2 separate regions of the Homo sapiens genome follow, and region 1 is linked to region 2. Evidence: chromatin loops called from intact Hi-C (ENCODE). Cell type or tissue: GM12878. All regions are shown on one strand. Each heading gives the region's core, and the rest is flanking DNA. Links, peaks and the distances in the headings are about the cores only. Region 1 has its middle 330 kb from the start of MAP2. Region 2 overlaps PTH2R (parathyroid hormone 2 receptor).

Evidence for each region. Hi-C counts contacts between places; a loop is a spot of excess contacts. Peaks named below come from ENCODE experiments on the same cell type or tissue, not always from the same donor. Only the 100,000 strongest peaks of a DNase experiment are listed, where the experiment ranks them.
Region 1: it touches region 2 in a loop (2.0-fold over the local background); 1 of 110 quality-filtered maps calls a loop at or near these places.

What each region holds. Positions count from the first base shown.
Region 1 is chr2:209,088,538-209,091,466 of GRCh38, reverse strand. No RefSeq gene overlaps it. Among named protein-coding and RNA genes, the nearest start is that of MAP2, 330 kb to the left of the region's middle. In GM12878, for the core only: no CTCF peak of the experiment used is centred there; a DNase peak (open chromatin) is centred at 1,749.
Region 2 is chr2:208,465,008-208,467,936 of GRCh38, reverse strand. The region is part of intron 9 of PTH2R (parathyroid hormone 2 receptor); the gene reads right to left. It also overlaps the pseudogene H3P9. Among named protein-coding and RNA genes, the nearest start is that of PTH2R, 60 kb to the right of the region's middle. In GM12878, for the core only: a CTCF peak has its summit at 1,386 (motif pointing left); no DNase peak of the experiment used is centred there.

The sequences.
Region 1 (2,929 bases), core at 261-2,760, 620 kb before region 2:
TAAAAACTGAGTCACTTCTAATATGGTGGAAACAGATGTATCTGGAGTGAAAATAAATTCTGTACTTCCAAGTGACATTCATATCTGTGGCAGCACTGGCAACAGGAAATGTGTGAAGGATGATATTTGGAGGTAGAAAGTTAATATGACAAATCATGAGAAAGTATGTGGAGCAATAAATGTGGTTACACATTTTTTAGACAGCGATATGCTCTCCAGAAATCTGAGAATAAATTAACCATTAAGGCCAGGTTTATAAAGAGCTTCATACATAGATCCTAATGCTTTTGAGGTACTATGAATCATGAAATTCTTTTAACCTGACATAGACTTGTATCACTTGCTACTGAACTGCCTAATGGTATAAGCAGGTGGGGATTATGCTAATAAGTCACACTAAGAACTCTTGTGAACATTTCTTTGAAAAATATGTTAATGCTTCATTTTGGGGTAAATTGGATTTCTAAATGTGTGAGTAAAAGATAAAGTCTGGATGATTATTCTTTTCAGAGAAAAATAAGGATAAATTTATGGGTATTAGCCCAAAAACCTATTTAAGAGAAAAGAATCTGATTTAAGAAAAATAACTTAAGTAATTTATCTTCATAATTGCTTCTTTCTTTACCTTTGTGTTTGAGGGATGACCACTTTGTATTTCCCTAATTTATTTAGCAGCTGAAAAGCAAATTGAAAGCTGTTTTTAGTTTTTAATTGTTGGGATTAATTCTCTTAAAATAAACCTGTCTTTTTAAAGCTTAAACTTGTTATAGTGAAATAAGAAATGAATATATTTAGGAGAAATTGGAATTTGCAAATTTAAACACAAGTACTTGAGAATTTAATTTTAGAGATAAATGCAAAGTTCACTTAATCAGTAATTCAGTTAAATCTAACCATAGTATGTGGATAGTATGATATCACAGAAATTAAACAGATGACCTTAGTTATCTCATTTTGAGAACACCTGCAACTTGATATTATAGGTTAATAAATAACAAAATTTTTGTTACATTTATGATTGCTTAATTTCAATTTAAGAGGAAATATAAGATGAAATGTTTGATGCTCAGTACCTACAAAGGCTCTGTGAAATACTTTGGTGTCTTTTTGTAGTGATTTATTCAAGAAAATTTTGCTAAATGCCAATGAGGGTGGAAATAAAATTACCTCTTAAAATAAAATTGTTTGTTTTCATCTCACTGAGTGATTGCTTCTACAGCATTTTCATTAACTCAATAAAGGAGGACTGGACCATCTATGCTTATAACTATTATAAAACTAATTTGGCAAGTTCTCAAGAAACAAGAAAATCTGGCCTTTTAATTTGTGATTTTAGGTTGTATTTTTATGAAATTACAAAAAGATTTAGGAGTTAGAAGCTAGAAAGAAATAGCAGTGTTTCATCTTGAAAATGTTTTACTCTAAAGTAATAAATGTCCAATTGAGTTAATAGATTAAAATTTAGATACTTTGCAAAGTAACACAATTGATCATGAACAATAGTTATTAAAGTAGCAACAAAATTTATGTAGAGAAGAAAAAAGAAAAAAGACTCATGTTACCTGACAAAAAAAATGTACGTTATAAATGAAAGTCACAAAATACAAAATGGTGAAAGAACACCGTTTTATATTAGAATATTTTTTACCTCATAAATGTATCATATCCCATAAAATGGCAACAAGGAGATCAATTCTGGATCAAGTTCTGGAATGTAGCTGTCTTTTTTCGCTGATTCATTCATCAAATCTTTACTGCTTATCACGTGCCAGGCTGATGTAGATGACCAAGATGGTTTCTCCATTCGATGAGCTTACAGTGAAATTTGCAGCAACTCAGGAGGCCTGATGTGGATGTGAGAAATGTGTAGAGGGCCAAAGAGCAGTGCATTTTTTTGTTTGTTTGTTTGAAAGGATGTGTTTAGTATTGAAAGGATGAATCAAAGAAAGAACAGTAATTATAATAAAATGACCTTGAAATAATGGAGCTTGGGCTGGTTTATGTCTGAACCCTTGACACTTCTGGTTTAGCCCACCTCTTTATTTCTCTTAGCATACACCTCTATTAGACTTTCTTTAAACACCCCATTGTTACTCTTATTTTTTAATCGTATTTTATTTGTATGTGTGTGTGCATGTGTGTGTATGTACTTGTTTGTCTTCTGAATTTATATGTATATTTACATACACGGATTGTATATATATATATACACAAATATAAGATACACAAATATAAGAAACGGAAAGTATTCTTGCCACCTCTTTCTTTCAACCACCCAAGTCCCTTTCTGCCAGCAACCAGTTTTAATTTTTACTGGCAAATACACACACACACACACACACACACACACACACACAATGTTTTATTTCCATTTTTATATAACTGATAGAATACTAAATATACTCTCTTGAACCCAGCATTTTTCACATAATAGTGTATCCTACAGATTGTTGTATATTAGTATGTAAAAAAAATTCTTATTTATTTTTAAGCCTGCATTTTGTTCCAGTGTTGGAATGTACTATAATTTTTTTAACCGGATGAACATTGATTATTAGGCTATTGTTTTTACAAAAAGCTGCTCTAATTTGTTGACTAAACATAAATTTTAATTTGATTCAAACACAGTTTTTAAACTAAATTTGTTTTTAATCTAACTTTGAAAATACTAAATTCTCAAGATCAAAATTATAAAATCTCAGAGTTATTACTAAATACTAGGGTATAATTTTGATAGGATCTTTCTAGCATCATTTGTTTTAAAGTTTATCATAGAAGTGGATGTGACTATGTTCTCCTTGAAGACATTAGTAATTATACTAATTGCTAACATTGTATAATGTGTACTGTTCACTGTGTTTAAATGTTATATAGTTTTATTCTAACAATAATACTTTGAGATGGTTATTATTTTTAACTTTAATCTGTA
Region 2 (2,929 bases), core at 160-2,659:
AGAGATTTCACTTTCCTCCTTTTTCTTAGAGCATTTACCTTAGAAAACTTGTATGTACTTTCTCATCTCTTTGAAATGTTTATAAATCCTTTTGAAGATTAGATAGGCCTTTGGTCAGCTTTATGGCCCAGGAATGTCTTTCGCAAGGACCTAGGAACCATCTTTTTGAAATGCTAACATCAAGAGAGATAGCATCCCTGTCTCTCAGTTTTTGTAGGATAGAAGCTTAACTTCTGTAGGCACCTATCTTGAAGTTGCAAAACTTCCTCCTGACATAAAGAAATGACAAGCTTGTTTTTCCTCCAATAAAGCTACTTAGCCACAACAGGTGGTCACCCCAATTACCAGGTAAAGTTAGGATGAATCATGTGTAGCATATAGTATTGTCAAGTCCCTTTTACTTGAGAACTAGTTATTGTGTCTCTTGAAAACGTGTATATAATGAGTTGTAACTGCTTGGCTATAAAAAGGAGTGAGATTTCTTTCTCTTTGCAATCTCTTAGCAGATTGCGTGTAGTGCACACCACATTCTGGTTGAGTAACTTAATACTAAAAGTGTTTTTCTTCTGTATTACCTTTGTGGAGAAGATTTTTAGGTTAGGAGAAGATTTTTGTATTAAATTATATTTCCCCAATAGTAGAAAGCTAGGGGGAAAAAAAAGAAAAGAAAAGAAAACTTGCTCCCACCATTTGTTTGCTATTATAACAAACAAATGCTGGATAATCTGACAAAAATTTTTTTAACTTTTTAAAATGCATCAGAGAACAAAGTTACAGGATGACCAATTAACCCGAAATTTAAGGAAAGTCTGACATCTCCAAGGAGGATGGAATGTAAGCACTTTCTTCCCTGGGACAGATGCCAAAAGCTAGCTGATAAGAAGAATTTGGCTGAAATGTTGAACAAATTGTACAAACAATGAACTATCCAAAAAAAATAAGAACAAAATCAATTTACAATAACAACAAAAAGAATAAAATACTTAGAAATAGGTACCAAAAGCACAGGCAAGAAAAACAAAAATTAACAAGCAGGATTGCATTAAACTAAAATGCCTCTGCACAGCAAAGGAAACAATCAATAGAGTGAAAAGGCAACCTGTGAAATGGTAGAAAATATTTGCAATATTTATGTATTTAATGTATTCAATAAAAATTAATGTATTCAATGAGGGGCTAATATCCAAATTATATAAGGAACTCAGACAACTGAATACCAAGAAACAACCCAATTTAAAAATGGGCAAAGGAGCTGAATAGACGTTTCTCAAAAGAAGACATACAGCTCTAGCTCACCAAGCCCAAGTGGAATGAGTTAGGAGGTCTCTATGCCATGCAGATTGCCCTCAAAGCAACCTGCAAAAAAACTACAAAGGCCAGTGTGCCATCTACTGGAGGGGTGAAGAAACTTCACCGTTAACAGGCTGGATACCAAGGCGCTTGGTGAAATTAGATGTTATCAGAAGTCCACTGAATGCCTAATCCATAAACTTTTCTCCTAGCATCTGGTGCAAGAAACTGCTAAGGACTTCAAAACAGATCAACACATCCAGAGCACAGCTGCTGGTGCTTTGCAGGAGAAAAGTGACGTCTATCAGGTTGGCCTCTCTGGAGACACCGAGCTGTGTGCAATCCAGGCCAAATGTGTAACAATTATGCCAAAAGACATCCATGCTGCATTCATGGAGAACTTGCTTGACAATCCACTATGATGGGAAACATTTCATTCTCAAAGAAAAAAAAATGAAAAGCTCTTCTTCCTTTTATTGGTATTTCTGAGCGTTAGATTCCCCCTGCCGCTGCCCCCATGGAGTCAAAAGGCACCTAAGTAAATGACTGTGAGTGAAAAAATAGGGAATAGAAATCACGTATTGGCAGTTTTTCCATTTTTGTTTTTGTGTGAATTTGTAATATAAATGCATGGAAACAAAGTATTAATGCACACCAAATGTTTCAGCTGAACAAGTTTCAGCAGTTCACCTTTATAGCAGTTATAAATAGACCTGTTAAATTTTTCTGAACAATGCCAGCATTTGGATTTTTAAAAAAAAAAAATTTCTTGACAGCAACTAACTGGTGTTTGTAGCACTTTTATCATACAGTAAATTCCATCCACTCACTATACTTTTCTCAGAAATCCTACATGCAAGTACATGTTTTTAATGTTGTTTTTGCACTGTTCCTGTCAGTTTGCTACCAAAATGCATTAAAATATTTTTTTAAAAAAAAAGGAGTTGGCCCTGCGGTGGCTCATGCCTATAATTCCAGCACTTTGGGAGGCCGAGGCGGGCGGATCACTGAGGTCGGGAGTTTGAGTCCAGCCTGGCCAACGTGGCGAAATCCCATCTCTACTAAAAATAAAAAAAATTAGCTGGGCATGGTGGCACGTGCCTGTAATATCAGCTACTCGGGAGTCTGAGACAGGAGAATCGCTTGAACCCAGGAGGCAGAGGTTGCAGTGAGCTGAGATCGCACCACTGCACTCCAGCCTGGGTGACAGAGTGAGACTCCATCACAAAAAAAAAAAAAAAAAAAAAAAAAAAAAAAAGACTTACAAATAGCCAACAAGTATGTGAAAAGTGATCATCATCACTAATTATCAGGGAAATCCAAATCAAAACCACAAGCTAACACCTCATACCTGTTAGAATGGCTTCATATGGCTGGGCATGGTGGCTCCCACCTGTAATACCAGCACTATGGGAGGCAGAGGCGAGTGGATTGCTTGAGCCCAGGAGTTTGAGACCAGCCTGGACAACATGGCAAAATCACATCTCTACAAAAAATACAAAAATTAGCCGGGCATGGTGGCACATGCCTATAGTCCTAGTTACTCAGGAGGCTGAGGCAGGAGGATCACTTGAGCCCAGGAGATCAAGGCTACAGTGAGCCATGATTGCACCACTGCACTCCAGCCTGGGTGACAGAG